Regions from separate parts of the Homo sapiens genome. Here region 1 is linked to region 2. A link is a loop called in an ENCODE intact Hi-C map of the cell type or tissue named here. Cell type or tissue: OCI-LY7. All regions are shown on one strand. Links, peaks and the distances in the headings refer to the core of each region. The heading gives the core; the rest is flanking DNA.

Region 1 (12,320 bases), core at 2,749-10,748, 60 kb after region 2:
CGGTCCGTCTTAGTTTTCTGCAACATAGTGGTTTATGGTTCTGCTGGTAGTGGAACTGTATCATAGTTGAAACGCTGCTGGACGTTTAATTCCTAGGAAAAGTAAGGCACGTCACCTTCGATATTCCCTTGTTCCTGTCTCTACCCCTGAACAAAATCCACTTGGAATTTTAAAGATAGAACCAGGCTTTTACACTGTATCACTGCAGTGCTTCTGTTTGTGATTGTAGACAGAATTCTCCCAACTCTACTGTGGGGACAGAGATTCCAGCTTTTCTCAGCAGGCATGGAGGCCCATTGGCTCCAGCACAGATCTGAGTTCAGGAAGGACTCAGGGCTGATGTCGGAGGAGTTGCTGTCTGGATTTCTCTGAACAAGATTCCGTTCTGGTGTCTCTCGTTCCTCCGTCACTGCTGCCGCCCCACGTGCCTTTGCACTGCAAGCAGGGTCGCAACTGCTGCTCATTCCCGCCTCTTCCGTGGCCCCTCCGAGTTCCCACTGTCTCTAAGTGGCCTCACCGCAGAATGAATAAAGCTGCCGTACTACCACTTTTTATGTGAAACAAATAATAATTTATAAATCACCTTTTTTTTTTCCCCTTGTGAACTCTCATACGCTCCTGATTCCTATTATCGGTCACATTTCTGGGACCTCAAATCAAAGACGGCTTCAGGAGAGGCCGGTGCTGCACTCAGGGTAACGGGCGGAATCTTGGTACACGGTCCCTGCTTCTCTTGGGAAGGAAACTGCTGTGTGATTTAAAGAAACCGCTGTGTTCAACTGAAGCTGCCTTTTCTGGTAAATCTGTGTAGTGAACCCCCTCATTTTCCATTTGTGGAAATTCTTTTTTTTTCCCATCATTTGGCCAGTTCTCATTCCTGCTGAGCTACACCCTGCTCATGCAGGCTTTGTCCTCCGGGCTGGCCACACGTTTGGGAGACAGAAGGATGTTTCAGAAAGCACAGAGAAGCCCACTCACCTCGATGTTGTTGACTGGGCTAAGAAGCCCCAAGCCGTGGTGGGGGTCACACAGCCCATTCGCTCTCCTCCCCGTCCCCATTGCCTACAGAAGCCCCGAGCAGTGCGGGGGACACACGGCCCATTCGCTCTCCTCCCCGTCCCCGTGCCTACAGAAGCCCTGAGCTGTGGGGGCGGTCACATGGCCCATTCACTCTCCTCCCCATCCCCATTGCCTACAGAAGCCCCGAGCAGTGCGGGGGACACACGGCCCATTCCCTCTCCTCCCCACCCCCATGCCCACAGGAGGATAGTGCATGCAGGTCTAGGGCTCTCTCTTCTCCAGCCAGACTTGATCTCAGAAGCATCCTTCATGTGACACTGCAGATGGCTCAGCTCCCCGTCCTGTCCCAGAGGCCCTTGGCCTGCCCTGGTGTGAGCACTGGCTTGATTGACGGGAGACCCTGCAGCCCACGCTTGTTCCAGGTAGTTGGGGGAAGGCGAGGAACAGCACCCCAACTGGAGTAAGAGAACACAAAGAAATGGACGCGGCTGCTTTAAGTTCCTAGATCACTGAGGATTGGCTTAGTATTCCCTTCTGATTCCCTAGTTCCAACTGTCATTTAGGAGTGGTTATGTGGCAGTAGACTCAGAATCTGACAGAGCAGCTAGAAATCCTCTTGGGAGGGTGGCCAGGCCTCCCCTCTTCCGGCCGTCCGTTTTCCATCCTGGGGCTGGGGCCTGTGCCCTGCGCCCTGCACCCCACATCCTGCACACCACCCCCTTTCCTTGTGCTGGGCTCACACTTGTTGCTGTTCTCCTCCTATTCCACTTCTGAGATGATTGTTGCTATTACTTCTTGTAGTTAATTGATTATTTTCAGAATTAGTGGACAGCTTCTCTGAAAATAGCCTCCATTCTTAGTTCCACGGAGGGAGGGATGTGCGCTGTGCTTGTGGATTGCTGCTGGGGCGACGGGTTTGAGGCCACGTCTGCGGCCAGCAGCAATGTCAGTTCCAGGAGGACCTTGGTGGCTGCGGTGCTGGGAAGTGCCATTGTGCTGCGTTGGTGTGACCCTGTGGCACCTGCTGCCAGGGGACCATTCTTTTTGAGTCATGTTTTCTTCAAATTAAATATTGAGAGATTCTAGTCACATCCCACAGTTGCCATTTGCTGTCTGAGTAGAAAATATGAAGAATCGCCTGATTTGAAGCTATGTGGTCAGTTTCATGTCCATAGCAGCCTTGCTTTTCTTCCTTGCTGAGAGATGGAATGCCCCGTCTCACGCTCTTTCTGCCATTATGTCTCTGTCTGCTCTGATACTGAGGTTCCAGGAGGGCTGCCTTGGCCTCCTTTCCCTGTAGCCCACGACCCCCGCATTCTCTGGCTTCTTTGCCGACAGTTGTGGTGTGCGCTTACATCTGGTGCTGGGTTGCAGGCAGGGTGGGACTCACAGCTGTTCGTTGACTCTGGGAGGGCTCCCCTGGCTGAGGCTGTCTGCTGACAGGTGCTCTTCAGGTGAGCGTGAGCCTGCACTAAGGAATGCTGATTAGAGTCCATTTCAGGCCCTGTTGGGCACACTGGGAGTGCGCAAGAGCCACAGAGCCTGAGAGACACAGTAGGAGGGTGGGAGATGCAGTAGGAGGGTGAGAGATGCAGTAGGAGCATGGGAGATGCAGTAGGAGGGTGGGAGACACAGTAGGAGGGTGAGAGACACAGTAGGAGGGGTCGGGAGAGCCACCTGCACCAAGGCCTCAGGACAGCGAATGGCACAGCCATGGGGAGGGTGACTGCCTGTGCAAGGCTGGAGGCCATGGGCACCCAGGTCCAGTGAGGTCGGATGGAGCCCCCGGTGCTCAGCCTCCTGTGACCAGTGTTGGGGGGTAGCAGTAGCGGATGGTGCATCCCAAATGTGGGCAAGAAGTTTGGAAAGATTGGTGGAGCACCAGAGGCTTCATAAAGAGCCATTTGGGAAGACAAGGTTCAGGGGATGGTGGTGGGTGCACATGTGTGGGGACGCACTGGCTGCATGGTGCCCGCTTCCTCTTCCCCGAGCCGTGCTCTCCAGCGCTGTGTCTCAGCCTCCCCTCCAGGAGCGCTCACTTCCTCTCAGCTCTGGGCCCCTGTGGCCTCTGCTTTGCCAGCTGCCCAGCCGTGATGACTAGTTTCCACTCCAGTGCTATCTCTGTCTTTATTGTTCTTTTTGACCTCTAGGTGCACATGCTGTCGTGCCCCAGTGTTCCAGCATCGCTGACTGGGAGAGGGAAGAAGAGGTGAGGGAGAGGGAAGAAGAGGTGAAGGGCTTTCTTAGAACACTGACATTGAAATTGCAGCTGAATCTTTAAAAAAAAAATGTTTTGTGCTGGCTCACATCTGTAATCCCAGTACTTTGGGGAGGCAGAGGTGGGAGGATCGCTTGAGCCCAGGAGTTTGATGCCAGCCTGGGCAACATAGCAAGACCCTGTCTCTACAGAAAAAAAAAAAATTAGCCACATCTGGTGGCATGCACTTGTAGTCCCAAGCTACTCATGAGGCTGAGGCAGGAGGATTGCTTGAGCCCAGGAGACCCAGGCTGCGGTGAGCCATGATTGTGCCACTGCATTCCAGCCTGGGCAACAGAGCAAGACCCTGTCTCAAAATAAATGAAGTGTACAATTCAATGGTTTTTCAAAAAATTAAAATACTTAAAAAATTATTTGGAACCACTTTGGCTGGTTTCAAAGGTTGTGTATTATCTTTCCTCCTGAATAACAACTTTACATAAGAACAAGCATTCAGTTCACTGTGGGAGGTGCCTAAGTGAGAGTCTCAGTCTCGGGCTTTGTAGAGCTGAGCCCCTGTGTGTGTGTGGACGTGTGCTGCCCTCCTCGCCTCCTGCCCTCCACCGCGTCCTCATCATGCACCTAATCTGCTGCCTTCCAGGGAAGCCAAACAGCCACTGCTGTTGGAGTTGAAATTAAAATGCAGTGGCTGGTTCTGGTCATGGCTCCAGGCATGGGTAGCTCCTTCGGGTGAGCTGTGTAGAGCTGAGCCTGGGTCTTTGGCTGTTTAGATGCATTTGTGGCTGTGTTCTGGGTGCTTCTTCGTTGAGAGTGGAGTTGTGGAGAAATGGCTCCTTCATCAGCTGAATACACTGTGCTGATTTCTTTTGTCCCTGCCTCACTGGGGGTGTGAGGCATCCGGGCAGCATTTTCCTTTACTGGACAATCCCCTAGTGTTGGCTTTGTTGCTCAGTGAGTATTTGAAATTAATTATTTGCTGCCCTGGGCATGAAGATCAAATGATATCATAGCAGAAATTCGGAATGATTTAAGTAGAGGTGTTATTGTATTGCCCATATGGTTAACTTAAGGGATTGCAGAATTGGTTTGAGTAGAGGACAGGCCTTGTATGGTAAATTAGACCAGAATCAGGGGCATCTGGAATTCCCTGAAATTCCCTGGAGCAGGGAGAGGCAGTCTGGTGTGCCAGCGATTCACAGAGCGAGAGAGTACGTTCAGACAGATGGTGCCAGGAGTGTAAAATAATTTATTGTCTAAGGAATTTCAATTTTCAGTTAGTGGTAAGGATAATAGAATCTTTAATTTGGTGCAGATTTTCAGAAGATTCTGAAAAACAAAAAAAGCCCTTAAAAATTAAGAGTTGTAAGGATTGAAATTTGCAGGGAGGTGGATGACTTTATTTTTGAGTGCATTTTAAATGAAAATTGATGGGTTTTTTATGAGGTCATGGGAACTTTTGCATGAGGTGGATAGACCAGTTGGCCACTTCAGGGGGCTGGCAGGGGAACCGCTGGTTGGTCATACCCGCATCTTGGTGCAGCTGCTTTGCTGCCGTGGGTACCCTGAGCCAGTGCTGCGTGACCTGGGCAGACTCCCTATAAAGGTGAACTCGCATTCTGCGGCGATGCTGCCTCTGGAGTGATGAGTGCACGCGAGCTGCATGGCTGGACTCTACCAGCATCTGCGCAAGCCACAGCAGGAAGCAGCTTTCCATCGCGGTTCTAGAACCCTCCTCTCTCACTCATGCGTGTGCACACACACAGTCGGAACAGGTCCACAGGACAACAGGCCACAGCGAGAAGGCAGCTTTCCATTGTGGTTCCAGAGCCCTCCTCCCTCACTCACGTGTGTGCACTTACACGGTCCGAACAGGTCCACAGAATGGTATTACTGTGTGCTGATTGCACTAATATTTTTTATTCTGTTTTCTGTTCTGCTTTTCTGTTTCTCTTCCTTTTTGTCTCTTTGAAAACTGGCTATGACACATTGCATTGATTTTGCAACCCACACTTTGAAAAATACTGGAATAGATGATCGCTAATGTCTCTTTCGTAAGAGTTTGTAGTTCTAAAAGTTGTAATTGAGTAGCTGGGACTATAGGTGTGCACCACTGCATCTGTGTAATTAAGTAATTTTTAAAAATTTACAACTATATAGGCCGGGCACGGTGGCTCACGCCTGTAATCCCAGCACTTTGGGAGGCCGAAGTGGGTGGATCACGAGGTCAGGAGATCGAGACCATGCTGGCTAACACAGTGAAACCCCATCTCTACTAAAAATACAAAAAATTAGCTGGGCATGGTGGCGGGCGCCTGTAGTCCCAGCTACTCGGAAGGCTGAGGCAGGAGAATGGCTTGAACCCGGGAGGCAGAGCTTGCAGTGAGCTGAGATCGCGGCACTGCACTCCAGCCTGGGCGACAGAGCGAGACTCCCTCTCAAAAAAAAAAAAATTTACAACTATATAAAGTTTACACTGCAAATATTAATATTCTTCCTCTCATATTTTGATAAATCAAAAGATAATTGTTCTTGAATTGGGAAGCTTTTTAAAAAATCACATTCAATCTAAGAAAAATGATTATAAATGTGCTAGTTAAAAAAATGTTTAGCGTGCTTCTCAGGGCTTTTCATCTAGATCAGGAAAATTAGGATTATCCGTGTCACTTGGGCATTAGAGTGAAGTTTCCCTGCTTTTCATCTAGATCAGGAAAATTAGGATTATCCGTGTCACTTGGGCATTAGAATGAAGTTTTCCTGAGAACTGCAGTCAGGTTTTTGGCATGGCTGGCCTTCTGTTGGTCATATGTTAGGCATGGAATGGAAGATGGCTCGATGTTTGCTGCGGCTGTCCATGCCCCTCTACGCCATCCACAAGCCTCTGACCGAGTTATCCGTGCATGCATTTGAGCGTTTCTTGCAGGAGAGGCCGGGGCCAAAGGAACGCTTCAGTTGCGCTGGGCTGTGCCAAGGGGCCTCAGCAGGAGCAACCCTTGGGGGCCAGAGCCCAGGCTCTTCCAGCAACAGGAAGGACCTTTCTTCCCTCTGCAGCACCTGTCGAACAAAACATGCTGGACTCCCTCATTCATTCCCGGCAGAGAAGCACTCCCCTCACCCCCCACAGAGCCCTGCTATGCCGGGCACTCAGACCAGCCAGAGGTGGGGGAGCCTGTGAGTAAAGTGGAGAATTGGAGGTGTGGTGCCACCCTGACCACAGCACCTTTCTTCTCCCTGAGGCCACCTCCTCAAATACTCTTCTTGGCCACAGATGAGGGCCCAGCTGTGGTTGGCAGATCTTTTGGGAGATAACTGGATGTGTGGGGGTGGGAGAGTTGCCATGGGTCCCAGTCTCAGGGCGGCCGCTCCCTCAGTGTCTGTCGTCTTGGGATGCGGCAGTGTCGCTTCCTCGTGCTTCAGTGCCCTCTTCACTGCGGTGGGGTGGCAGCAGCACCTGCTCAGGAAGTTGGTGGGCTTTGCTGGGTGCACACGGCCCACGTGGCACTCACCAGCCTCTGGGCTGCCCTTGGCAGGTGCCGTCCACACTCCAGCACTCAGGGAGGGGCGGTGCAAATCCTCAAAAACTGACCACACAGGCACTGGCACCCAGGTGGTGAGTAGGCAGGCTGTGGTCTGCAGACAGAAGCTTTACCCTGTATACGTACGAGGAGTAACAGCTGCTCATTTGAGTGAAGTCACTGGACTGCGGCCCTTAGAGCCTCCTGACGCGGAGGTGGGCCTTTCACTTCTGCCTTTTGCATGTGTGGAATGTGTGTGTGTGTGTGTGTGTGTGTGTGTGTGTGTGTGTGATTTTAGAGATACTGTTTTAAAACTGTGTACTCAAAGCATTAGTTAATTAACTAGGAAGTTTTGTCTTGTGAAAATGATGACCAGGACTGAACCTTTTAAAACAGATCATCTGAACCTCATCGCTGTAAAGCAATCTGGACTACAAAGTTCATTCTTTCACGTGAATTAAATGGTTTGGTAAAGAAATACTGAGCGTAACATGGACGTGCTCTAGTGATCTTAGGGAGCTGTGAGCTCGTGCAGTCTTGGGTGGGAGTTGGCATTGTTTATGTTCTTTTTTAAATTTTTTAAAAATGTTTTTAATTTTTATATTTTTGAGATGGAGTCTTGCTCTGTTGCCCAGCCTGGAGTGCAATGGCACCTTCTTGGCTCAATGCAACCTCCGCTTCCTGGGTTCAGGTGATTCTCCTGCCTCAGCCTCCCGAGTAGCTGGGATTACAGGTGCCCACCACCATGCCCGGCTAATTTGTGTATTTTTAGTAGAGACAGGTTTCACCATGTTGGCCAGGCTGGTCTCGAACTCCTGACCTTGTGATCTGCTCACTTCGGCCTTCCAAAGTGCTGGGATTATAGGTGTGAGCCACTGTGCCTGGCCTTGGTACTTGTGATATTTTGATACATGCCTAGAATGTGTAATGACTTTGAACAGATGTTTGCTTTTTTTTTTTCTTTCTTTGAGCAGTCTCCCGGGGCTAGGGTAAGTTCAGAGAGGCTCCTAGATCTTTGTTTCTTGTTTATTTCACCAGTTACTCATTTTCAGAAATGAATCAAAGATCTAGGAGCCTGAGCCTACTCTAGCCCCCGGAGACTGCCCAAAGAAAGAAAAAAAGAAGCAAAGATCTGTTGAAAGTCATTACACATTCTAGGCATGTATCAAAGTACCACAGGTACCCTATAAATATGTACAAATATTATGTATCAATAAAATAATTTTAATAATTTTTTTTAAAAAAAAGATCTGTTGGAGCCAGGCATGGTGACTCACATTTAGAATTGCTTGAACCCGGGAGGCGGAGGTTGCAGTGAGCTGAGATCGTGCCACTGCACTCCAGCCTGGGTGACAGAGAGAGACTCCGTCTCACCAAAAAAAAAAAAAAAAAAAAAAAAAAGGATTCCTGTCCCTGTTGAATTTTCTGCCATGCTTCTGTGCTCCTTCAACAGCCAGGGACGGAGGGATCCAGTCTGAGAAAAGCCAGCATCAGGGACTACTTCAGTCCTCATAGAAATCACTGCCAATGGCTTTGGCTACCTCCTGTGTCCTGGATTATGTCTCTGCAGCTTCCCGTCTCCCGGACGCCTCCCTGAGTCCCTGTGTATGAGTGACTTAGTGTTACAGGCTGGGTGAGGAGCTTTGCAGGGATTTAGCTTTTCTCAGGGCCACCTGCCCTCAGGCTTCCTGGGCCCTCATACTTCTTCTTGTTTATATCTTATCTGCCTTTGGGGGAATGACCTTAGAGGAATTGGTGTGAGTAAGCCATGAGGTTCTTGGTCCACTTCCATCCAGCCAAGGGCAGCTGGCAGCTGGGCACTTACATCCAGCAAGGCAGAAGCAACCCTGGCTTTGAAGTCAGACTGCTAGGGTGAGTCTGAATGGCCTCGGGGAAAGTTCCCTCTGAGCCTTCGTTTTTTTCACTTGCGAAGGCGATAGTCTCGCCTAGCTTGAGGGTTTGTCAGGGGGATTCAGTGAGAACCTCATTTGAAGCAGCTGCTTTAGTTCCTAACACCTAATAAATGTTTAACCACTTACCCTCCTCTCCCACCACCCTTTCAACTTTGAACCTCTTCCTCCATGTCATCCCTTCTTAAGGCGCTGACCTTTTGGCCACAAAGAATGGCTCTTTTTGTTCCCATCAGGACTAGAATTCTTATCTTTTTGTTGCTTGGCCCTGGTAATCAAAGAACCACCAACACATTTGCAAGGCATCTCCAGCCTTCTCGTTCTGGCCGCCCCTCTCTGTCTTAGGGAGAGTGCTATACCGGTATGGTGATGAGATGAACGAAAGGGCAGTCTCTGGCTGTTTTCTGCTGATGAGGATGTGCTGAGCAGCCTCCTGCAAATGACAAGCAGGGAAAAGACCAAACTAGCTTAGCTCATTAGCTGGGCATGGTGGTGCCCGCTTGTAATTGCAGCTACTTGGGAGGCTGAGGCAGGAGAATTGTTTGAACCCGGGAGACTGAGGTTGCAGTGAGCTGAGATCGTGCCACTGCACTCCAGCCTGGGCGACAGAGCGAGATGCCATCTCAAAAAAAAAAAAAAAAAAAAAAAAAAAAAAAAAAAAAAGACAAGCTTGACTGCCTTTGTCTTACAGAACAAAGGACAGGAGATTCCACTTTACCCCCTCATTGTCACACCATATTCAGTTTTCTGTATATCCCACAAAGTAGCATGCTTTTTTGAAAGCAGGACACCGTGTTTACTTTCTCTTGACACCTAGCATAGTGTCTGCCACTACACAGGTTGTTCAATAAAATTATGTTCACTAAACAAATACATCTTGGTTGGAAGGAAGGGCATTATTCATTGCGTGCAGTACTGTATTTCATGGTTCCTGAGGTACCATATACCAGGATCACTACAGTTTGCTACAGGGAAAGTGATTAATTTTTAAGGAACAAAGCAAAAGTTAATGAAAAGCAACCCAGAGCTCTACACAGACTTGGCTTGCTGTCTTTGTAGCCACTGGAAACCCAAGTAGCCAGTACAGAATACAGTATGGAAAAATGAATTATTTTCCATTCCACTTGGGAAAGGAGAAAGAACCACTGTCGTTACTGGCGTTTGATGCATTTGATGGCATGACCTTGGAATTTGATTTTTTTTTTTTTTAGATGGAGCCTCACTCTGTTGCCCAGTCTGGAGTGCAGTGGCATGATCTCAGCTCACTGTGACCTCTGCCTCCCAGGTGCAAGTGGTTCTCCAGCCTCAGCCACCTGAGTAGCTGGGACTATAGCTGTGTGCCACCATGCCTGGCTAATTTTTGTATTTTTAGTAGCGATGGAGTTTCACCATGTTGGCCAGGCTGGTCTCGAACTCCTGACTTCAGGTAATCCGCCAACCTCGGCTTCCCAAAGTGCTGGGATTACAGGCATGAGCCGCCACGCCCGGCTGGAATTTGATGTTCTTTTAATCACTGATATATCATCATCAGGTTATGGATTGGCAGTCAATTACAAGGTGATCGGGGCCATTCAGAATATACCAGAGACACAGTTACTGTTGCTGAGCTGCCTGTAAAATTGAAGCCTAATCTTCCCTTTCTGTTGGGCAGCCTTGGGCATCGAGGATCTTCTGACTTTGAAACACTGGCTTCCCTTGCTTTCTGTGATGCCATAGCCTATTGGCACACTTTCTTCTTTTCTGATCCTTGTTGGCATATCACTTCCATACCCTCAAATATTATTCATCCTTGGATTCATTGTTGGCTCTTGTTTCTATGCATACTGTTTGGATTCCTTGGTGAAGTTGCTCTGTATGTGCCTGTCATTCTTAGTCATACCCACAGCCCGGAGCACTTCCTCAAACTCTGTCTCATGAATGTCTCTATTTGGTGTACAGCACGGGCTTGTCAGTCTCCAAAACTGAATTCTGATCTTCATCCATATGTGTTCCTGTGTTTCTTGCTTAGTAAATGGCTCTGCCCTTTACCCAGGTCCCCTGGACAGCTCTTGGGCTTCCTCCCAGCCTTCTCCTTCTCCCTTTCCTCTGCCCCAAAACCAGTCCCACAAAGAGCACTGTTTTCTGTCTCTCACATGGGTCCCTGAGCCACTCGCGTTTCCTCCATCATCAGTGAGTTCTCTTCTTTCTCCCCGACTTGTGTTTTCCTGCCTTCAGTCTTGATCAGCTCTGATGCACTTTGCATATCATGGAGTGGTCTTCTTTAATTACCATCCCACTCCCCCACTTATTCCCCGTAACCCACTAACTTAAAGCTCTTCCATGGGTCTCTTGTAGAATTGGGACAAAGTATCGAGTGCTTGATATGGCTTCTTGGGCTCTCTTCGGTGCTGGCTGTGTCTGTCTCTGTTCTACCTCTTATGCCGTGCCGTACGCCAGGGCTGACAGGCAGCGGCAGGTCCAACATCACAACTCTTTCATCCAGTTTGCAAATAAATGATGGCCTGAGTCCCACAAGCTCCCCTCCTGCCACACCCCTGCCTTGGGACTCTTGAGACCTCTCCATAATTCAGCAGCTAAAGCACTAATGCCAGATCCTGTGTGGGGCAGGGCCTTCAGTGCCACTGCCTGTGCTTTGCTTGGTGCCTCTCAGTAATTTAGATGATTCAGTTCTGTTTTTTTTGTTTGTTTGTTTGTTTTTTTTGAGACAGTGTCTTGCTCTGTTGCCCAGGCTAGAGTGCAGTGGTGCGATCTCGGCTCATTGTAGCCTCTGCCTTCTGGGTTCAAGTGATTCTCATGTCTTGGCCTCCTGAGTAGCTGGCACTACAGGTGTGTACCACCATGCTGCCTAATTTTTGTATTTTTGGCAGAGATGGGTTTTCCTCATGTTGGCTAGGCTGGTCTCGAACTCCTGGCCTCATGTGATCCACCTGCCTCAGCCTCCCAAAGTGCTGGGATTACAGGCGTTAGCCGCTGTTCCTGGCCCAATCCTGTATTTTGAACAGCTCTCCTGGTTTCTATTGTCTTGAAACTCTTCAAGTCTGGCAGTTCTTTCCCTTCTGCTACCTTCCTTCCTTCCCCAGCTCTCACCCAAGCTCCTACTGGCCAAACTTCTATTCTCTCTTAAAAAAAAATATGGCCGGGCATGGTGGCTCATGCCTGTAATCCCAGCACTTTGGGAGGCTGAGGCGGGTGGATCATGAGGTCAGGAGATTGAGACCATCCTAGCTAACACGGTGAAACCCATCTCTACTAAAAATACAAAAAATTAGCCGGGCGTGGTGGCGGGTGCCTATAGTCCCAGCTACTTGGGAGGCTGAGGCTGGAGAATGGCATGAACCCGGGAGGCGGAGCTTGCAGTGAGCCGAGATCGTGGCACTGCACTCCAGCCTGGGCAACAGAGTGAGACTCCATCTCAAAACAAAACAAAACAAAACGAACAAAAAAAACTGGTAAAATATACATAATGAAATTTACCATTTCAGCCATTTGAAGTGTACAATTCAGTGTGAGTGTACTTAATGTACATTCACATGTCATACAGTAATCATTACCACCATTCATCTCAGAACCTTTCCATTTTTACAAACTGAAACTGTGTACTCGTTAAACAGTAACACTCACTCCCTCCAGACCCCTGCCTCTGGCAGCCAGCATTCTACT
Region 2 (12,320 bases), core at 2,245-10,244:
GGCTCTGGAGGGTGCGGAGCAGAATTTATTCGCAAATTATTATTATTTTTTTAAATTTACTTTAAGTTCCGGGATACATGTGCAGAATGTGCAGGTTTATTACATAGGTATACATGTGCCATGGTGGTTTGCTGCACCTATCAACCTATCATCTAGGTTTTAAGCCCCATGTGCATTAGGTATTTGTCCTAATGCTCTCCCTCTCCTTCCCCGCCACCCCCTGACAGGTCTCAGTGTCTGATGTTCCCCTCCCTGTGCCCATGTGTTCTCACTGTTCAACTCCCACTTATGAGTGAGAACATGCAGTGTTCGGTTTTCTGTTCCTGTGTTAGTTTGCTGAGAATGTTGGTTTTCAGCTTCATCCATGTCCCTGCAAAGGACATGATCTCATTCCTTTTTTTTTTTTTTTCTTTTTTTTTTGAGACAGTCTTGCTCTGTTGCCCATGCTGGAGTACAGTGGCGCGATCTCGACTCACTGCAACCTCCACCTCCTGGGTTCACACCATTCTTCTGCCTCAGCCTCCCAAGTAGCTGGGACTACAGGCACACACCACCACGCCCAGCTAATTTTTTTGTATTTTTAGTAGAGACAGGGTTTCACCATGTTGGCCAGGATGGTCTCGATCTCCTGACCTCGCAATCCACCCACCTCAGCCTCCCAAAGTGCTGAGATTATAGGCGTGAACCACCACACCGTGCTGATTTCATTCTTTTTATGGCTGCATAGTATTCCATGGTATATATGCACCACATTTTCTTTATCCAGTCTATCACTGATGGACATTTGGGTTGGTTCCACGTCTTTGCTATTGCAAATAGTGCTGCGATAAACATACATGTGCATGTGTCTTTACAGTAGAATGATGTGTATTCCTTTGGGTGTATGCCCAGTAATGAGATAGCAGGGTCAAATGGCATTTCTGGTTCTAGATCCTTGAGGAATCACCACACTGTCTTCCACAGTGGTTGAACGAATTTAAATTCTCACCAACAGCGTAAAAGTGTTTTTTCCTATTTCTCCACAGCCTTGCCAGCATCTGTGGTTTCTTGACTTTTTAATAATCTCCATTCTGACTGGCATGAAATGGTATCTCATTATGGTTTTGATTTGCATTTCTCTAATGATCAGTGATGTTGAGCTTTTTTTTATGTGTTTGTTGGCTTCATAAATGTCTTCTTTTTAGAAGTGTCTGTCATATCCCTTGCTCACTTTTTGATGGGGTTTTGGAATAGGTAGTTCTTTTTATGTCAGTTTTGTATGTTGTGCTTTTCAAGGAATTCGTCCATTTCACTTAAATTGTTAACTATAGTAATACAATGGTATAAAGTTATTTGTAATATCAAAAAAGAAAATTAGGCCAGATGTGGTGGTTCACGTCTATAATCTCAGCACTTTGGGAGGCCGAGGTGGGCAGATCACCTGAGGTCAGGAGTTTGAGACCAGCCTGGCCAACATGGTGAAACTCTGTCTTTACTAAAAATACAAAATTAGCTGGGTGTGGTGGCACATGCCTATAGTCCCAGCTACTTGAGAGGCTGAGGGAGGAGAATCGCTTGAACCCAGGAGATGGAGGCTGCAGTGAGCCGAGATCATGCCACTGCACTTCAGCCTGGGCAAGACAGATCAAGACTCCGTCTAAAAAAAAAAAAAGAAAGTTATTTTGTTGCACCCCATCTCCTATATATGAAACTATTTCCAAAACCATAAGAAAATTCATCTCACTAAAACATGAACAAATTAAAAGATTATAATTGAACTCCATAGAAAAATATCATAAGTAAAAGACCATTTTCCACCATGTCCAGCTAATTTTTGTATTTTTAGTAGAGACAGGGTTTCACCATATTGGTCAGGCTGGTCTCCAACTCTTGACCTCGAGTGATCCACCCGCCTTGGCCTCCCAAAGTGTTGGGATTAAACGTGTGAGTCACTGCACCCAGCTGGAGTTTTTTAAGTAAACATTTAAGAAACACTTACTTTTCAAGAGCTAATAGTGTGGAAAGTGTAAGGGAAATGGAGATTGGAAAAGAGAAAAATAGAAAAACAATCAAATGGAAATATAGATGAGAACTTGTCAGGGAGAAATAAGGCAATATCAATTCAAAACAATTATGAAAGCAGTCCACAAAGATAAAAAGCAAAACCACAGAACAAATACTAAAACCTATCATTCAAGAAAATTTCCTGAAATAAAAGAACACAAATCTACTCATTGAAAGGGCAACCAGTATACCTGAAAAAACTGACCCCTAATCACTAACACCAAGGAATATTCTAATAAACTACTTCACTTTAATAATAAAATGGGGCAGGGACTTTTATATATGTAGACAAAAAAGACAAGCATTTTATAATAGAAAAAGTCAGATCGAGTGCAGATTTTGTAACAAGAAGGTCTTATGCCAGGAGAGCAAGTCAGATGTTTAAGATACTCACTGAGGCCGGGGGCTCACGCCTGTAATCCCAGCACTTTGGGAGGCTGAGGCGGGCGGATCATGAGGTCAGGAGATCGAGACCATCCTGGCTAACACGGTGAAACCCCGTCTCTACTAAAAATACAAAAATTAGCCGGGCATGGTGGCAGACACTTGTAGTCCTAGCTACTCAGGAGGCTGAGGCAGGAGAATGGTGTGAACCTGGGAGGTGGAGCTTGCAGTGAGCCGAGATCGCGCCACCGACTCCAGCCTGGGCGACAGAGCAAGACTCCGTCTCTAAAAATAAAAATGAAAAATAAATAAAGATATTCAATGAAAGAAAAACACAAGCAAGGTTTTTACCTCCAGTCGAAGTGACCTTCAAGATTAAAAGTCACAAAAGGCCAGGCGCGGTGGCTCACGCCTGTAATCCCAGCACTTTGGGAGGCCAAGGCAGGTGATCACCTGAGGTCAGGAGTTCGAGACCAGCCCGGTCAACATGGTGAAACCCCATCTCTACTAAAAATACGAAAAATTAGCCGGGCATGGTGGCACATGCATGTAATCCAAGCTACTCGGGAGGCTGAGGCATGACCATTGCTTGATCCGGGAGGCAGAGGTTACAGAGAACTGAGATCTCACCATCGCACTCCAGCCTGGGCAACAAGAGCAAAACTCCATCTAAAAAAAAGAGAAAAGAGTCACAAAGACTCATGAACACAAGGAATGCTGTTTCTATTAGCTCTTCCTGAAGAATATACAAATGAAAAAAATTCCCATTAACTAAAAATTGATTGGCAGAGCTTGTGTGTAAGAACTAATGGTGGGCATTGACTATATGTGCCTCTAAAATTTGGGCTAAATGAAAGGTATCTGTGTGATAAAATATAACATAATTGATACATATTTTAAAAATGCATAAATGTTTCTGTATCATGAATATAACAATAAATAGAACCAACCAGAGTGGGGATATGTGCCATGTGAGTGTCTTATGCATGTATGTAGATATGTGTATTTCCATTGACATGTAATTACAGAACAGTGTGGGAGAACTTCTATAGAACATATTGGTCCTCTCAGTAAACATAGAAAGGCTTAATTCTCTGACTAGATGAAAAAAATATTTTTCAGATTGGCTAACAAGCAAAATCCAACTCTGCGGTATGTAAGAAACACAACTAAAGCAAACTGTATCACAGAGGTTAAAAATAAAAGAATGATCTTTATGTTCTCATGCTAGACCAATACTTGGCCTTTAGCAATGCATTAAAAAATGTTTAAATCTTCTTACCAATTGATATATCATTTTCAGTGTCTGCCTTGTATAAGTAGATGCTTGTCCTGTTGCTCCCTGCAGGCACCTGTCTCTCCCATGATGCTGAGTTAGGTGTTTGTCCAGTATTTGCCCAATCAGAGAACTGATAGGTTAAATAAAAGCTATTAATTTGCAGTTTGTCCAGCCTTTCCTTATGTGAAGAGTGAAAGGGATATTCACCAGTTCTGTGTACCTCCAAGGGAAAGCTAAAGTTGGCTTAACCAATTTTACAAAAAGCAATGACCCAAAAATTCTACCTTTAGGTATATACCCGAGATACTTGCATCCACTTCTCCCAAGAGATACGTAAAATAATATTCAAATAAGTTATATTCACAAAAGTCAAACACTAAAAACAACCCGCATGTCTCTATTAGTAAACAAATGGGAAATATACAACATTCATATACCAGATTACTGTGCAGAAAGGAAAATGATGAATTATAATTACATGCAACATGAGTGAAGTTTCCAAACATAATATTGAGTGAAGCAGAAAGAAAGGAATGAATACTGGATGATTCCATTCATATAAAGTTCAGAAGTAGAAAAATTGAAATCACAATTTTAGGGGTGCATGTGTAGATAAAATGATAAAAAGGGAACTGTTAGGGAATTGCTCAAATAACAATAAAAGCAATGGATACTTTTTATAGAGGACAGAAGCTGGGAAATAGCCCATGGGAATGTATGGGTTATTATTACTTGACCTGGATAGGGTGGTTTTGTGTGTATTTGCTTTAAATAATTCATTAAGCTCGATGTTTGAAATATCTCATATTTATTTGTGTGATCATGAAGGCAATACATGCTTTAAGACTAACATTAAGAAAAATCCCACACTGTTACAAACATGTGTTTTTTCAAACATTTTTAATCCCAGTTAATTTCATTTGCTATAATCTACAAATATGCAATAAAAGTGTAAATACAAATGTTTATTCTAAATTAGGAATAGACACCACCCTCTTTCCTCCTACTCCACCAGTGGATCATTACTCACCTGTATAAGAAACTAGAACAAGTGGCCTGACTTTGGTGATTTATATGTGATTTCCTGTTTCACACGTGAGGCTATTCTTACTATGATTATTCTTATTATGATTAATCCTTATTGTTATTAATCTTGTTCTTATTGTGATTATTCCTGTTGTCCTCCCCACCAAACACACTGTACCTGCCCACACACTGCCGGGAGGAAAACATCCTGGTTCAGATTCTCAGCACTGCGTTTAGGAATAAAGTCTCGTAGCAACATTAGGCTTTTAGTTTTTTTTTTTAATTTTTTTTTTACTTTTTGAAACAGAGTCTCACTCTGTCACCCAGGTTGGAGTTGAGTGGCGTGATCTCAGCTCACTGCAACCTCTGCTTCTTGGGTTGAAGCGATTCTCCTGTCTCAGCCTCCCGAGTAGCTTGCATTACAGGAGTGCACCACCACTGCTCGGCTAATTTTTCTATTTTTAGTAGAGACAGGGTTTCGCCATGTTGGCCAGGCTGGTCCCAAACTCCTGACCTCAGGTGATCCGCTCGCCTTGGCCTCCCGAAGTGCTGGGATTACAGGCGTGAGCCACTGCACCTGACCACATTAGACTTTTAGAAGGCTCAGGTGTTTTACATTGGGCAGGTGAACTGGCTAATATTTGTACCCTCAATCATTGCTATGAACTCCACATAATAAGACTAGTTCATGAGGAATAAATCTGCCGAAACCATTAACTATATCATGGATACCAAAGAGATTGGGTTAGCAGGTCATATTGCCTTTTGTATTAACCTCCTCTATCCACCCCTTCAAGTATATAGTTAAGTAAATGTAGCAATATTTTGGTGATTTCAAATTAAGTGTGTAAGATTATTCACCGGTCCTATTATCCTTTCTTGAGTAGTGTCTTAAAACACAAGAACCAAGGGATCCTTAACTGCTACATTCCCAGCAAGGACTGGGGAAAGGTGATGGTAGAAATCTTGCCCTTGTAACATTGCATGTTAAGTAAGAGAGCACTAATGGTGGGGAGTATTTGGGATTCGGGCATTTGGAATGGGAGCCTGGCATTGTTGGGAGGAGCAGCAGCGTTAGGTTACTTTCCAAACACCCCTAGAGTTTAATTGCCTTGATTTCTTCCCCTAAATCCGACTATTAGTCCATGTCCATCAAGAGATGGCCTCCTCTCACTTTCTCAATTCTCTGTTCTTCCGCCTTCTCACCTCACCCTTCTGTGCCTTTTGTCCTCCAACATACACTTGATAGGAGTGGGGGAGTGGAGGAGAGGCTCATCTGAGTTGGGGGCTGAAGGGGAGATTGCAATGGTAACTGTGTTTTTATTGCTGTTGTTAAAGGTGTTTGGCATTTTGGAGCAAGCTAAAGAGCAATTTGATTTAGAAGACTATTCTGTCAGATCACACTGGAACAAGTCTTCCTGACCTTTGCTAACCCAGAGAAATCATCCAGTGATGATGAAAACGAGGTGCCATGAGATTCCCTCTTAAAAAAAAAAAAAAAACAGAAAAAGAAAAAAAAAAGAAATGCCCTACACGTGAGTCCCAATAAACTCATCTACTCATCAAGCTGGACTGGTCTGAGTCATTCTTTGGTCTGTTGGCTCCTTTCCCAGTTTGGGGCGGAGGATGTTCTATACAGTCCTGGATTTTTCCCCAACCAGGAAGAGAACTCCTTGTCCTGCAGTGTTCCTCTTGCGCCCTCTCCTGACAAAGCTTAACTTCGGAGCTGGAGCAAGTCGTATCCGGCATTGCAGGGAAGAGTGAATTTGGCCTGTGATCCAATCAGAAGCTGCGATTCTAAACAGGAAGCCACACTGGATGCGAGAATTGGGGTGGGGCGCGCCAAGAGGAGCAAGCATTATAGAACGTGGGGAGCATGAGAAATACACGGAGGTGGAAACGCCGGAGTGGCTGGCGGGTAAAGGCAGCGGGCGCAGATGAAGCGGGCTGGGCGTCCCACGCGCAGAACCGTCCCGGACAGAAGCCGCAGGGCTGCGCTGGCTGGAAAAAGGAACGCGAGTACAGCGCGCGTGGCGCGGGGTCTGCTCCAGGACGGAATCTTTTGGGTGGCCCGCATGAGGGGTTTGCAGGACCCCGGGCCTTTGGGAAGTTATCTGCTAAACTCCAGTAGACCCTGAGGAGCAGCGGCTCATGAATCTTCTTAAACTTCTGTCATCAGCGGCTGGGCCAGCTGAAGGTGACCATGGCACACGAGGGAGAGAGAAGCCCGCGAGAGGCGGAGAAATGTGGGGTCGTCCAGGAGGGTCGACAAGGCAAAGAACCTGAAGACGACCCAAAAGGGTACCTAGGTGGGGCCCTTTCAGGGACTTGGGGCATAGGGTAGGGCGCATGGGACGAGGTGGGTGAGCGCAAGGGACGAGATGGGTGTGCGCATGGGACGAGGTGGGTGGGAGCATGAGACGAGGTGGGTGGGGCGGTGGGTGAGGTCTCCGCCCCCAGACGGGCTGGCGAGGAAGCAGGGAAGAAGTAACGTTGGGCTGGTGAGGCAACAGGTGGGGCGCACTGGAGCTGCGGGATAATAGGTGGAACAAACTGGGGACTACACTCGTGGGCGCACGTGCGGAAGAGGGACTGAGGAGGTTCTTGCGTGCTCCCCTCGAGCACCGCCGACAGCTTCACCCGCACCTCCTGCCTTCCGCACCGCTGACTCCTACCGCTCCGCGCACTGCGCGCCCCCAGCCCTAGTGCAGCCAGCTCCCGGCCGGGTCCGCGCGAGGGCCAGGCTGCCAACCTGCCCGCGGGCGGCTGGTGGTTGGGGAGGGCGTTGGGAGGAGGAGTCCCGCCGGGTGGACGCGCGCCCTTCAGCGGCGGAGGCGGAGGCGGCAGCGGCGAGGCCTGAGGGTGCGTGCTAGGGAGTCCTGGCGCGTCCTTCTTCTGCCGGCGTCCCCCTGCGCTTGCAGCTGCTCCCCGACGCCCGGGAGGCCCACCCGCTAGCCGCGATGGGCGCGCAGAGCCCAAAAGGGCGACCCCCAAACAAAACTCACGCATATAAATCCTCCAGAGACTTCCTCATCCCCCCGCCAACACACACACACCCACACACACATACACACAATCAAATCAAATAGAAGCACTGTTAGGAATTTTATATTGGCTATGCAAAGTGCTTGAACGCACTGACTTTGGAGGCAAATGCCTTGTCCCTAGTCCTGACTAGTCCAGAATTTATTTGCTGTGACCTATGGCAAATTGCTTGGTTTCTCTAAGCCTCCATTTCCTAAGGCTTATATCTGAAAATAACTATAAGAGGAAAGGATGCTATTGTATCCAACTCAGAGGGCAGTCCTGATACTTACATTGCGAGAACATGTTAAGTGTTCCATAAATGGCAGAAGGGGCTGTGGAAGTTCAGTGATTATAGGTAGTTTAATTTGTCTTAGTTTTCCTTTGTGAAAGCATAAATTACACCAGAGAAAGTCACATATGTAAGGAATACTTTATGCAAAGCTGTTGTCCTAGGGAAGAGAGACCAGAACTCAGTCTAAACTAACTCTGCTGAAACAAAGTGGGGCAGGGTTTTTAAGCTCTAGGATGAGAGTAGAAAGGTGCTGGAGGGCTGTCGGAAGCATACTGAGTTGTTTGCTGAGTTTACAAGTGTTTCCTCCGTGATTAGGCCAGCTGTGTTTGCTAATTGGCTCTCAGGGAAGTTAGGCTCCTACCCTCCCACAGAAACTGGGAGATAGGGGGACCGTCTTCCTTGATGATTGCATTTCAAAGGAATGGCTCCCAGGTCCTTGACAAAGATGATTCTGGTTTGTAAAACTAGTAAGAGGCTATTAAAAAGAGTTACAGATATCTCAAGACAGAGAAAGAATTTACAGTGAAAAGCTTTCTAAAGAAAATGCTCTGTATTAATCTGTTTTCACACTGCTGATAAAGACATACCCAAGACTGGGCAATTTACAAAAGAAAGAGGTTTATTGGACTTACAGTTCCACGTGGCTGAGGAGGCCTCACAATCACGGCAGAAGGTGAAAGGTATATCTCACATAGTGGCAGACAAGAAAGCTTGTGCAGGGAAACTCCCCATTTGAAAACCATCAGTTCTTATGAGACTTACTCACTATCATGAGAAGAGCACGGGAACAACCCATCCCCATGATTCAGTCATCACTCACAGGGTCCCTCCCATAACACGTGGGAATTATGGGAGCTACAAGATGAGATTTGGGTGTGGACACAGAGTCAAACCATATCATGCTCTAAGAAAAGAAAGTTTTGGGCCTAGAGTCAGGAAAAAGCCTTTTCAAGTCAAGCTGAGAACTTTAAGGTGGTCTTGGCTACCTCATTTTATGCAAAGTAGGCAGAAAATTTAAAAGAAAAGAAACATATTTAAGTACAATTAAGAAAATTACAGTGTTTCAGTTAAAGCAGTTCAGTGCTTTTTAGAAAAGGAGCTGAAATTAAATAGTAAGTATAAATTTAATTCTAATAATTCAGGGCTATGAACCATGTAATTGCTTAATTTCCAATAACTATTTGTTCTTTTGCGACTACAGTTTGGCAGGTTGCCCTAATAATTTTCAGGCATTTTAGGTTCATGCTCCTTCCAACCCTCCTTTTCCCTTACAAGGGTTGCATCCAAGTTATGAGGGATAAGGGTGGGGGGTGTTTCATATTTAGGACCAGGATGTTGATGTGTACTTATTCCTGGCCAGGCTGTTTTGGAGTCAGGACTCTTGCGCTATAAGATCCCCCAAATCTATTTTGGGAATAGTGAAAGGGATGGGATGATGCTGAGGAGCCGGGCTTCGGCATTTCCTTATTGTGCATTATTTCCAATCCGTTGTTTTACCCTGGAAAGGGTCAACTGAAAGAACTGGCCATTGTCTTTGTAGGTATTAAGTATTGCTCTGTCTTCCCCGAGACCAAAAAATAAAAGATTGAATGAGGGATGGTACTGAATTGAAAACTTATGGTTAATATTCCAAAACATTACCCACTAAAAGAGCAAGAGAAAAAAGTTAGTGGGAGAGTGTTTCAGATGATTCCTTCTTCACAGGTTTACCTGTTCCCCCACCTGAAGAGTTAATTAGAAAAACAATACAGGTACATTACATAAAATTCAAACTCTATAGACATACAATTTGTAAAATGTGTAAGTCCCCCATTTTCCACCTCCTGAGGACATACTATCAACAGATCTTCTACCATTTTTCTTTTCTGTACATGTACTTCTTTTCTCTACATATATATTTTTCCAAACAATGTGTTTATATCATGTATAATATTTTGCAGTTTACTTTTTCTACCTTAGTAGTATATTATCCTCTCATGACAGTGTATCTATATCTATCCCTTCTTTGTAACAGAGGAACAGGATTTTATTGAAGGTATTGGCATGATTTATGTAATCATTCTTTCTGTTTTCATTTGATCTTACTGTTTTCCAGTGTTATCATGAACATCTTTCTGCCTGAATCTTTGTTTTGCTATGGTTTTGCTTTATGAACTTTGTTTCTAGGTTTGTTTGCTTTTTTTTTAAATAGCCTTTAAGACTTGGATCTGCTGCATAAATTCCTTTAAAGTTTGCAGACATGTATTGAGTGTATTGATCAGCTGCACTAAGGAGTAAGCACCTGATGTGAAGCCCCCTTCCATGAAAAATCCTTTAAGAATGGCATAGTTGTGAAGTTGGAAGGCTGTATGAATCACAAATTGATTTTACCCCATCACCACATCAGCCAAACACCTGCTCTGCCATTTTGATTAAGATTCGTCATGTATTTCATGCCAGTAATCCCAGCACTTTGGGAAGCCAAGGCAGTTGGATCACCTGAGGTCAGGAGTTTGAGACCAGCCTCAACAACATGGTTAAACCCCATCTCTACTAAAAACACAAAAAATTAGCCAGGCGTGATGGCACGCACCTGTAATCCCAGCTACTTGGGAGGCTGAGGCAGGACAATCGCTTGAACCCGGGAGGTGAAGGTTGCAGTGAGACGAGATCGCGCCATTGCACTCCAGCCTGGGCAACAAGAGCAAAACTCCATCTCAAAAAAAAAAAAAAATTAATCATGTATTAATTGAGATTTGCAGGGCCGTGTGCTTTATATAAAACAATGCACAATGCACTAAGCTCCATGGTGTTTGAGAGACAAAGGAGAACAAGATACCATCCCCACCACTGGGTAGTTTAAGATTATTGTCTGTATCCAGTATATAGCAATTGTAATGATTTCTAAAATGTTTTTCTATTGAGATACAGTTTACATGAAATGAAGTGCTCAGATTTTGAGTGACAGTTTGATCAGTTTCAAAGAATGTGCACACCTAATCAAGACACAGAACATTTCTGTAACACCAGAAAATTCCCTCTTGCCCTTTCCTAATCAATCACAAACCCCTCCCCTATAACCATTGATGTCATTTTTGCCTATACCTTTATATGAATGGAATCATGCAGAAGATACTATTTTGGGTATCTTACTTTGTCTTCCTTGTACCCCTTTGTGAAATCCTCCCATGCCTAGACCTCGACAACTGCTGGTCTGTTTTCTGCCCCTGTAGTTTTGTATGAATTCTTTACGTATTCTGTTTGCCCAGGCTGGAGTGCAGTGGTGTGATCTCAGCTCACTGCAACCTCTGCCTCCCAGGTTCAAGCAATCCTCCCACCCCAGCCTCCTGAGTAGCTAAGGTTACAGGCATGTGCCACCACACCTGGCTAATTTTTTTTGTATTTTTTATCAGATATGTATTGTGAATAAATACCTATTGTGAATAAAATTCTTTATTAGATATGTATTATGAATATTTTCTTTCTCCACTTGCATTTCTGTTTCCTTAGCAGTATCTTTACAAGAGTACATTTTTTTTTTTGTATTTTAATGGAGTTTAATTTACCAATTTTTCCTTTATGGCTCATACCTTGGGTATGCAAAGTAAGAAATCCCTACCCCCTTGAAGGTAACAGAGATTTTCTCCTAAGTTTCTTCATTTTATTCATTCCTCCTGTTTTCTTTTAAATTTGTACTTTTAGCTTCCTTCATTTAGGTCTGTGACCCATCTCGAGTTAATTTCTTGTTCCTAGTATGAGGTAAAGTTGGTGCTATTGTTTTTCCCCCATAAGGATATTCAGTTATTCCAGCACTGTTTTTTTTAAAGACTTCTCTTTGTTCCCTTGGTACTTTTGTGGGAAAAAAAAATTGACCATCTTAGTGTGGGTCTATTTCTGGACTCCGTTCAGTTTCATTGATGTATGTATCTGTGTCTTCACCAATACCACACAGTTTTAATTACAGTAATTTTATATATCTTGAAATCAGATAGTATAAGACCTCTAGTTTTGTTCTTTTCTAAAGTTGTTTTTGACTATTCCAGCACTAGAATTTCTACACAGTTGCTTATTGGAACTTTGATGGGATTGTATTTATTTTCATAAAGGCTCACCTACAATGTGTTGTAAAGCTTCTGAAAGTAAGTAATGACTTGTCAGTTTTAATTGACACTATGGTTATGAGTGAATATGAGGATCTTTTGTTATGTTTGAGGACTATTTTTCTTTGAACTGTTTTTTTTTTTCATTTTTCAAATTTTTTTTATTATACTTTGAGTTCTGGGGTACATG

What was found. Hi-C counts contacts between places; a loop is a spot of excess contacts. Peaks named below come from ENCODE experiments on the same cell type or tissue, not always from the same donor. Only the 100,000 strongest peaks of a DNase experiment are listed, where the experiment ranks them.
Region 1: a loop joins it to region 2, with 9 times the contacts of the local background. A loop is called at or near these places in 4 of 110 quality-filtered maps.

Annotation. Positions count from the first base shown.
Region 1 is chr16:21,353,485-21,365,804 of GRCh38, forward strand. It overlaps the pseudogene SNX29P1. Among named protein-coding and RNA genes, the nearest start is that of NPIPB3, 66 kb to the right of the region's middle. RefSeq lists enhancers at 695-1,195, 5,977-6,616, 6,253-6,352, 6,617-7,255 and silencers at 6,124-6,418, 6,983-7,052. In OCI-LY7, for the core only: no CTCF peak of the experiment used is centred there; DNase peaks (open chromatin) are centred at 2,978, 4,866, 5,103, 6,797 and 6 weaker places; H3K4me3 peaks cover 2,208 bases; H3K27ac peaks cover 8,000 bases.
Region 2 is chr16:21,294,295-21,306,614 of GRCh38, forward strand. It overlaps a transcript of CRYM not described here and the pseudogene ABCA15P. Among named protein-coding and RNA genes, the nearest start is that of CRYM, 22 kb to the left of the region's middle. RefSeq lists silencers at 1,774-2,068, 7,392-7,651 and an enhancer at 8,094-8,682. In OCI-LY7, for the core only: CTCF peaks have their summits at 6,423 (motif pointing left), 7,317, 7,517 and 7,717; DNase peaks (open chromatin) are centred at 6,507, 7,197, 7,507 and 8,807; H3K4me3 peaks cover 2,994 bases; H3K27ac peaks cover 2,489 bases.